2 separate regions of the Homo sapiens genome follow, and region 1 is linked to region 2. A link is a contact called in ENCODE Hi-C or POLR2A ChIA-PET data. All regions are on one chromosome and are shown on one strand. Each heading gives the region's core, a stretch centred on a gene start or an enhancer-like site at or near the end of the contact. The rest is flanking DNA. Distances are from core to core; before and after follow the strand shown.

Evidence for each region. A loop is a pair of places that touch in the nucleus more often than their neighbours do. ChIA-PET counts read pairs that join two places held with the same protein, here RNA polymerase II (POLR2A). Pooled maps may share reads with other maps.
Region 1: a map of B cell shows a loop between it and region 2 (17-fold over the local background). The contact joins the promoter of TRPM7 here to the promoter of USP8 in region 2. A Hi-C loop is called at or near these places in 8 of 168 maps with a recorded cell type or tissue (B cell, CD4-positive, alpha-beta T cell, CD4-positive, alpha-beta memory T cell and 3 more), 3 of 37 single-sample maps with no recorded cell type and 20 of 50 pooled maps. POLR2A ChIA-PET finds 5 or more read pairs at or near these places in 4 of 52 experiments (activated CD4-positive, alpha-beta T cell, activated T-cell and activated naive CD8-positive, alpha-beta T cell).

Annotation. Positions count from the first base shown.
Region 1 is chr15:50,684,371-50,689,305 of GRCh38, reverse strand. TRPM7 (transient receptor potential cation channel subfamily M member 7) reads left to right here and starts at 2,509. Exons shown (of 39, transcript NM_017672.6): 1 at 2,509-2,775. The coding sequence starts at 2,773. LOC128092252 reads left to right here and starts at 2,589. Exons shown (of 4, transcript NM_001414947.1): 1 at 2,589-2,775. The coding sequence starts at 2,589. It also overlaps the pseudogene RN7SL354P. RefSeq lists enhancers at 2,118-2,297, 2,608-3,027, 2,557-3,421 and a silencer at 2,388-2,557.
Region 2 is chr15:50,421,852-50,426,285 of GRCh38, reverse strand. USP8 (ubiquitin specific peptidase 8) reads right to left here and starts at 1,881. Exons shown (of 20, transcript NM_005154.5): 1 at 1,772-1,881. RefSeq lists enhancers at 1,634-2,023, 2,062-3,058 and a silencer at 2,134-2,183.

The DNA.
Region 1 (4,935 bases), core at 1,260-3,759, 260 kb before region 2:
AGTAGAGACGGGGTTTCACAGTATTAGCCAGGATGGTCTCGATCTCCTGACCTTGTGATCTGCCCGCCTCGGCCTCCCAAAGTGCTGGGATTACTGGCGTGATATTTTTTTAAGAGACGTGGTCTTGCTACGTAGTCCAGGCTTGAGTGCGGTGGCTATACACAGGCACTATCCAACTACTGATCAGCAGGAATTCTGACCTGCTCAATTTCTGTCCTGGGTTGATTCACCCCTCCTTAGGCAATCTGGTGGTCCCTTGCTCCCAGGAAGTCACTACGTTGATGCTGAACTTAGCACAGCCACCCAATCCGCATAGCACACTACAGCCCAGAACTGGGCTCACATGAGCCTTCTGCCTCAACCTCTGGAGTAGCTGGGAATACAGACATGGGCCACTGTGCCTGACTCAATACATATTTTTTGAATGAATAAATTCATTCTCCAGAATTGATTGCTGATTGAAAGTCAGCATCTGTGAATTTCAAGGCTGGTTGATCACTTGAAAATTAAGGAATTTATTTTGATTAGTTCAATTAAGGATAAATCCTGTTCCCCATTTCTTTTCTTTTTCTTTTTTTTTTTTTTTTTTTGAGACGAAGTCCTGCTCTTGTCCCCCAGGCTGGAGTGAGATGGCGCGATCTCGGCTCACTGCAACCTCTGCCTCCTGGGTTCAAGCGATTCTTCTGCCTCGGCCCCCCGAGTAGCTGTGATTACAGGCGCCTGCCACCATGCCCAGCTAATTTTTGTATTTTTAGTAGAGACGGGGTTTCACCGTGTTGGCCAGGCTGGTCTAGAACTCCTGACCTCAGGTGATCCACCCGCCTCGGCCTCCCAAAGTGCTGGGATTACAAGCATGAGCCACCGCGCCCACCCAATCCTGTTCCCCATTTCTAACTCTAAATTTTCCAATTTACCAAAGAGTTCTGGCAAGTGCCAAGGAGCTCATCTTGTTTCATTTCTACACCATCCAACTAAGGAGCGAAGCATTCGTGAGTACAAAAAGACCAGAGTTACAAAGTTCTAACGAAACAAAGCACTCTAATCTCATTTTATTTTGATTTTCCAGTTTGTCTGCCTCTACCTTCTAGATTATAAACTCCCTACAGGCAGGAAATGTGTAGGCCCAACTGAAATCCAGAAGATAAACATTTATTGACTGCATGCATAAATTAGTCAAGATGCCTTCCCCAAGGCTGACAATTTAGTGTGACACATATATTAAAACATTTTTAAGTCTTGGTTCTGCTGGACCTGCCAGATGGGGAAGAAATACACAATACCTGAAGATTGTTCACAAGCTGGGGGAACCAGTGGGTGGATTAGTTTTTTTTCTGAGAGAAGATCCTACTTCAGTGAATTGTGGGTCATAATGTTTGAGAGGCAATAATTATGCTGAATGAAAGAAGTTAGACGGAAAAAAAAGGTGCGTGCTGTATGATTCCCGTATATAAAACTTTAGCATGTGCAAACTTATCTGTACTGAAAGTAGATCTGTAGTTGATAAGGGACGTGATGGAGAGGGACGAGATGAAGGGATTATGAAGGGGGGGGAGGAAACTTAGAGGTGAATACGTTCATTTGATTATGGTGATTTCATGGGTGCACAGGTATGTCAAAACTTATCAAATTGGACATTTAAATACGTGCAGTTTGTCATGTCAATTATTTTAAAATAAAGTCGTTTTTAAAAAAGAGATAAGACAGTCAGATCCCTGAGGGTCAGATTGAGGAACTCTCGAAGACTTCAGGAGCAGAAAGATGTTAAAGCAGTTTTAAGAAAATTAAACTGATTGTGGTCTTCCCAGTAGATAAGGAATAACATTTAGTAAACCATTGCTAATAGCCAAACCTTGGCATGTGTGACAGCAAAATAAATGGAAAGGTGGATAGGTACATATTACATCAAGGGAACAACCCAGTTTTTGGTGCAGAAGGTGTGGTGTATGCGTGTATGTGGGTGAGTATCTCTGGAGGGAAAAAGACAGTCCCATAGTTAAACAAAGAAGAATATTTACCGGCAGCAACAGGAGAGGCTAGAGAAAGAACATGATTGGGGTAAAAAGATGATTCTGCATTTTGGACGAGGAGAGAGTAACATTTAAAGCCTCTACTCGCTCTGAAGCACACAGAGTGTGTTGCGACACTCGAGTTTGCTGGAGCGAGTCGGCACAGGCCAGGCCTAGTTAGCGGAATGAGCCCACACAGCAACTCCAGACTGGATCCGCAAGCCTTGAACCTTAACCCTCAACCTCCGATTCCCCAAGTTCCACTCTCGTAGCTGAGGCTGAAGTTTGTCTAAGTCCCGCCTAGGTACCCAACGGAGATACGGCGTGAACACCCCACCACTTTCTGGGAACCCAGAGGCGGTCGGCGTGGCGGCGCGAACCTGCCCAGCGCGTGCGCGCGGCGCGCAGGGAGGCGGCCTGGAATCGAGGGAGCGCGCGCCCTTCACGTGACCCGACCCGCGGGCGGCGACGCACGCGCCGCGCCGCGCCGCTCACGTGGTCCGTCCCCAGCCCCGTCGCCGGCGGAGGCGGGCGCGGGCGCGTCCCTGTGGCCAGTCACCCGGAGGAGTTGGTCGCACAATTATGAAAGACTCGGCTTCTGCTGCTAGCGCCGGAGCTGAGTTAGTTCTGAGAAGGTTTCCCTGGGCGTTCCTTGTCCGGCGGCCTCTGCTGCCGCCTCCGGAGACGCTTCCCGATAGATGGCTACAGGCCGCGGAGGAGGAGGAGGTGGAGTTGCTGCCCTTCCGGAGTCCGCCCCGTGAGGAGAATGGTACTGGACCCACGCAGGCCCGGGCGGGGAATGGTTCTGGGGTTGCGGGCGGTAAAGGAGAGACTTGGCAGGCAAGTGTGTGGGGAGCCGCGTTCCATGCGGCGAAGGACCCTCGAATTGCCTTGAGGCTTCCGGATTTGTCCTCTCGGGACGGGTGTGCAGTTCGTTCTGGGGTGAGGGGCGGGAGCAGGTAGCAAGTTAGAGGCGACACCTCTTCGCGGGAATCCCCTGAGCCGAGACTCGGCTCCCAGCGAGGGCCTCTCCAGGCGGCAGAGGCGCGAGCCCGGGACTACCTGGCTGGGCTCAGCTGAGCGGCCTCAGCGCGCCCGACGCAGGGCTCAGCCTACAAGCTCCGCATCTCCTGGGAGCACGGTCCTCCTGGCGCCAGTTGCTGGCAGATAAGGGAACCAAATGCTCTGCTCAAGTTTTACATGGAAAAAAGGGAGGGAGGGCTAGAAGGGTGCAAAAAGGGGGTAGAGGACACGGGTTTGGAGCAGTGCCTTGTTTGCTGTGCAGCGGATACTCTACAGGTACATTTCCTTTTTGGAACCAAAAGGGAGGGATTTGACAATATTGATGGTAGATCTTTTTTCTTTAGCAAGAATTAAGGATTTTGGTGGGTGGGGGGAGGCTTCTGTGGGGACCAAGACAATGTACTGTCAGTCAGGATTTAAGTCGAACTACCGCATCCCTTGCCCCAGAGAACAGTTGATCGTGTTTTAAACCGAAAGGTGCGGAATGGAGAGAGGGAGGCGGTGCATTGCAGCTTCCGATAGAGCTTTTTATTTTTGGATATCAGGAACCAATTTTGAAGATTTCTTAAGAAAGTCATTTACATCAGGGACATGAAGAGCAAAGTAGGTATTTTTGGTCAGTACTTGAATTTGATAGGCTTTATGCAAACAACTCTCCCTCTGCTGGAGTCTGGCAAGTTTGCTTTTCACTGGACGCTAATTCAAGTGCCATACAAAACTAAAATAAGAGTTTTACTTATAACACAAATGTAGTAATACTTTGAATAAATAATGTGTCTTTCACTATTTTCCACCTTATTCTTTTTTGTTTGTTTGTTTTGAGACAGGGTCTCACTCTGTCGCCCAGGCTGGAGTGAAGTGGCGCGATCTCCGCTCACTGCAACATCCGCCTCCGGGATTCAGGCGATTCTCCTGCCTCAGGCTCCCGAGTAGCTGGGACTGTAGCCACCATGCCCGGCTAATTTTTGCATTTTTAGTAGAGACGGGGTTTCACCATGTTTGGCAGGCTCGTCTCTTAATTCCTGACCTCAGGTGATCCGCCCGCCTCAGCCCCCCAAAGTCCTGGGATTACAGGCGTGAGCCACCGCGCCAGGCCAACATGGGAGATTTCAAACTTGCAAAGATACATTGTAGAATGAACTACCATATACCCATTGGCCAGTTTCAACAGCTTCAACCATGTGAATTTTATTTCTTCTATCATTCCTCAATGGGATAATTTTAAAGCAAATCCCAGACAAATGTCATTTATGGATACTTTATTGTGTTTATGTCTAAAAAGACAAGGACTTTTTAACATAACCACAATATTATTATCATGCCTAAAAATTAATAATTGCTTAGTATCATTAAATATTCAGCATATTTCCCTGATTGTCTCATGTTTTAGTCAGTTGATTTGTTAGAATCAGGTTACAAAGAATTCTGCACATAGCATTTGGTCGGTAACTCTTTCAGTCTCTAGTACCTTCTCTCTTGGGGTGTGGGGGTGTCTTTTACCATTTATTTGTTGAAAGAAACCCATCATTTGCCTTGTAGAATTTCCATCAGTTTGGATTTTGTTGAATGCATCCCTGTAGTGTCATGTAACATGTTTCTTTCTCCTCTGTATTTTTTTTTCTTTTTTCTTTTTGTTTGAGACCGAGTCTCGCTCTGTTGCCCAGGCTGAGTGCAGTGTAGCGATCTCGGCTGACTGCAGCCTCCGCCTCCTGGGTTCAAGTGATTCTCCTGCCTCAGCCTCCCGAGTAGCTGGGACTCCAGGTGCGAGCCACCACACCCGGCTAATTTTTGTATTTTTAGTGGAGATGGGGTTTCGTCATATTGGCCAGGGTGGTCTTGAACTCCTGATGTCCAGTGATCTGGCTGTCTCACCTCCCAAAGTGTTGGGATTACAGGCATGCCCCAC
Region 2 (4,434 bases), core at 632-3,131:
TTCACTTCCATAAATATGAGTGCATTTTCATGGAGAAAAGTTCGTAATATAGTGCTAGACTTATGAAAAAAATTTAATGTACTGGCTTTATTTTCCAACTGTCTTACCCAAAAGTCATTTTGATTATTTTCCATTATGTCCACGCTTTTTATTTTTTATTTTTTGAGACGGAGTTTTGCTCTTGTCACCCAGGCTGGAGTGCAATGACGCAATCTCGGCTCACTGCAACCTTCGCTTTCCAGGTTCAAGCGATTCTCCTGCCTCAGCCTCCAGAGTAGCTGGGACTACAGGCGTGCACCACCACGCCCAGCTAATTTTGTATTTTTAGTAGAGACCGGGTTTCGCCATGTTGGCCAGGCTGATCTCGAACTCCTGACCTCAGTGATCCGCCCACCTCCGCCTCCCAAAGTGCTAGGATTACAGATGTGAGCCACTGCGCCCAGCCACGTCCACATTAATAAACAAATGCCCATAAAGATTAAAGTCCAAGTAAATATATTAAAAAACGAAATGCTAAAAAAGGCACCTTTAAAACATTTTTGTTAGTTTTTCTTATACATTGTTTTCTTAAAAAAACAGATGTCTATGTGCAAAATTTCATTAATGAGAGGTGTATTTTTTTTTTAAACTACTACAGGGTCTTCACTAATATTAAAGATGCATCCAATGTGTCACAAGAAAAGGAATACATATTTCAAAGCAGCCATATCAACATGATAAAGACATAACACAACCGATATCACCTTCCAGATATGCTTAATAGTCCAGGGATATGCTGTAAGGAGAAACTACCCAAATCCATCATGAATGACATTCACCAACGAATCTTAAACAGAATCGGCTGAAATGCAAAAATCTGCTTACATAGCAAAGCCGCAGCAGAGCAAGCCTAAAACAGGAATACTTCCTTAACAAATACCACTTGGCATTTTTAATGGCTGCAGCAAGATATTTACAAAACTAACGATGCTTTGCAGATTCAGAAAAGGTAACATCCTTTAGATATAAATCCCTTTCATCTGAAACCCTCAGGTCTCTTAACAAATACTAAATTCCTTAGGCTCTGCAACACCTCCGTGTCAGGTAAATTTTTTGTTAGTGATTAAGTGACTTGTTCAAGGTCACAGAATGAACTGGAGGCAAGAAATAAACCCAGGAGGGTGGTCTGCAGCTTTATAATGCACATCACTGCTAGTAAGGATTCTGATAATTTCCAAGGTGGAGTGGCGGTGAAATTAACTTGTCCCACAACTCTAGGATGGAAGGCACTTTTTAGGGGAAAAAAAAAAAATCTTCTATTTGAGGAAGTCATAGTTTTAACTCTGACAAGCTTATAGGGTCTTTAAACTCAAACTTCACTAAAATCAAGTGTGACTGGGGAAGAAGAGAAACTGGGAAACAGTTTTAGGAGCTACAGTAAGGCCTGGGATTGTAGGCAGATTGCAGAAAAAAAAAAAAACCGGAAGCAAGAGGAAAGAGGTCAAAGTCGGGTATAAGTGTCCAAGAGAACGGAAGATTGGTCAAAGCCACCTTTTAAAACCAAAAAAACACACGAAACTCGCTTGGCAATCCTAGGTAGATGGCGTAAAAGACTCAAGGTTGGGCCTTTCCTCTCCACAAGCTGATTCTACCTTTAGGAGTTGTCCCACTCCTCTCCGCGGACAGAGCTTGTCTCCGGGGTAACCAGCAGCTGGTGGAAGGAAAGGCGTTCATCGTTCACAGCGGACGACTTCCCAGAGAACAGGTGCTAGGGCCCAAGACCCGCACTCACCGTGACGCCGGGCGCGCTTCACTAACGCCAGCCTTCTCGCCAAATGCCCATCTCCCAAGAACTCGAGGGAGAATTAGCCTTGGCTACCAGGACGGAAGCCAGCCCAGCTCACCCCCTTTTCCCGATTTGCATTGCGAGGCGACGCGTCGCGTCTCCAGACGTCACGGCAGGGGCGGGGCTTCGCGTGCGCTCCCTTGACTCCTCTCTCTTCCACCGCCCTCCCCTTTTCGGTGAGGGCCGCGGGGCGAGGGATGGTCGAGGGAGGGTCGAGGAGGACGTTATGGGTGGGCGGTGGCGGCAAGGGCGGGGTTTCTCTGAGTCGGGTCAACATAGTTGGCCGGTCCCTTACCCCCCGCACTGCACCCTGCATTTCCGGGTTGCAAGGCGGCGCCTGGGCCTTGTTGTGGAAGAAGCAAGGTTGCTCTTGCGTCCCTTTACTACGTTATTTTCCTCCTCAGATTGGAAATTAGAAAAAAGGGGATTTAACGCCCCTCTATTTCTGGCTAAACATTCTCTGAAGCCAAGCCTTTGGTCAAAGAAAAACAAGTATTATCCTAAAACATATTTTATGTACAATTTTTAACGTCACTTAAAAGGCCCCGGCGAGGCTGGGCACGGTGGCTCACGCCTGTAATCCCAGCGCTTTGGGAGGCCGAGGCGGGCAAATGATGAGGTCAGGAGTTCGAGACCAGCCTGGCCAACATGGTGAAACCCCCGTCTCTATTAAGAATACAAAAAATTAGCTTGGCGTGGTGGCGTGCGCCTGTAATCCTAGCTACTCCAGTGGCTGAGGCAGGAGAATTGCTTAAACCCGGGGAGCGAAGGTTGCAATGAGCCGAGATCGCGCTACTGCACTCCAGCCTGGGCAGCAGAGCAAGACTCCGTCTGGTTGGGCGAAGGCCCCGTGTAATAGAAACGAAATGAGACGTCTGAACTTTCTCGCGAGCTGATCTTTGTACTCTCTTAGAGAAAGGTGATTGGATGCTCCGGTTGCCTGTAAACATAAAATTGACTTGGGTGGAGCTTTAGGCAGTAGTCACTAAGTCCTCAGGAACATTCCAGGTGTCTCAGGGATGGGAAATCTGGCTAGCGAGGTCTAGTAAATGCTTTAAGTGAAAGTGTGTGCCACATGGTACAGTGTACACTGCTCGGGTGATGGGTGCACCAAAATCTCAGAAATGACCACTAAAGAACTTTTCCATGCAACCTGTTCCTCCAAAACTACTGAAATAAAAATTTTTAAAAATAAAAAAGGATAAAATAAAGAAAGTGTGTTCAATGAATTTGTGATGAAGGCCAGGTTGCAGTGGCCCAGGCCTGTAATCCCAGCACTTTGGGAGGCTGAGGCAGGAGGATCCCTTGATCCCAAGAGACAGAGACCAGCTTGAGCAACAAAGGGAGACCCTCATCTCTACAAAACAAAAATTTAAAAATTAGACCGGGAGCGGTAGCTCACGCCTGTAATCCCAGCACTTTGGGAGGCCAAGGTGGGCAGATCACTTGAGGTCAGGAGTTTGAGACCAGCCTGGCCAAAATGGCAAAACCTGGTCTCTACTAAAAATACAAACATTAGCTGGGCATGGTGGCGCGTGCCTGTAATCCCAGCTACTGAGGAGGCTGAGTCAGTGAATCGCTTGAACCTGGAAGGTGGAGGTTGCAGTGAGCCGAGATCGTGCCACTGCACTCCAGCCTGGGCAACAGAGCGAGACTCCTTCTCCAAAGAAAAAATCTAAGTTACAAATAGGATTTCCATTTTCCATAGAATCTAAAACTCCCCAAATTGCTGTGAACTACAGCAGTATTTTCTCCATTTGGTAAGAGACATAAGGACAGCTTAACTACCCTTCTTTATCCAAACTAAGTCAAAAACAGAACCCAGGTTTCCTGATTCCCACTCCCAAGTAAAACTAAATAGGTTTTATGTATGTTGCAGCTGTTGCACCCTTTTCCTCTTTGAAATAAAACTTTTCTATTTCATTGGGGAAAGAAAACATGACTGAAAGTCCAAAATGTGGCCAGGCGCGGTGGTTCATGCCTGTAATCCCAGCACTTTGGGAGGCCAAGGCGGACGGATCACGAGGTCAGGAGATCGAGACCATCCTGGCTAACACGGTGAAACCCCATCTCTGCTAAAAATACAAAAAATTAGCCAGGCGTGGTGGAGGGCGCCTGTAGTCCCAGCTACTCAGGAGGCTGAGGCAGGAGAATGGCGTGAACCCGAGAGGTGGAGCTTGCAGTGAGCCGAGATGGTGCCACTGCACTCCAGCCTGGGCGACAGAGCAAGACTCCATCTCGAAAAAAAAAAGAAAGTCCAAAGTGTTAGCTTAGAGCTCAAAACACTAGCTGCTGTTTCAAGGTCCAGGACATTAAATCCAGATGAGGGCCTTCACCTTTGACACCTGCCCTCGAGTCCTTCAGACATGTTGAGAGAGACTGAGACAGGGGTCTTGCAGGGTCAGGCAGGAAGGAGAAGCACAGCAATATACATATATAATATACATAAAACTGATTAGATTTGTTTAAGAGTGGTGGGGATTAGGGCCATGTGGAGAACTCATGGCCTGTCTACATTGTTGCCATGTGGTAATGGGGCAGAGTATTGCCAATTTTCTGATTTTCTGTGTGTGGGAAAAATCTCCAAACTGGTTTTTAAATTTGGGGAA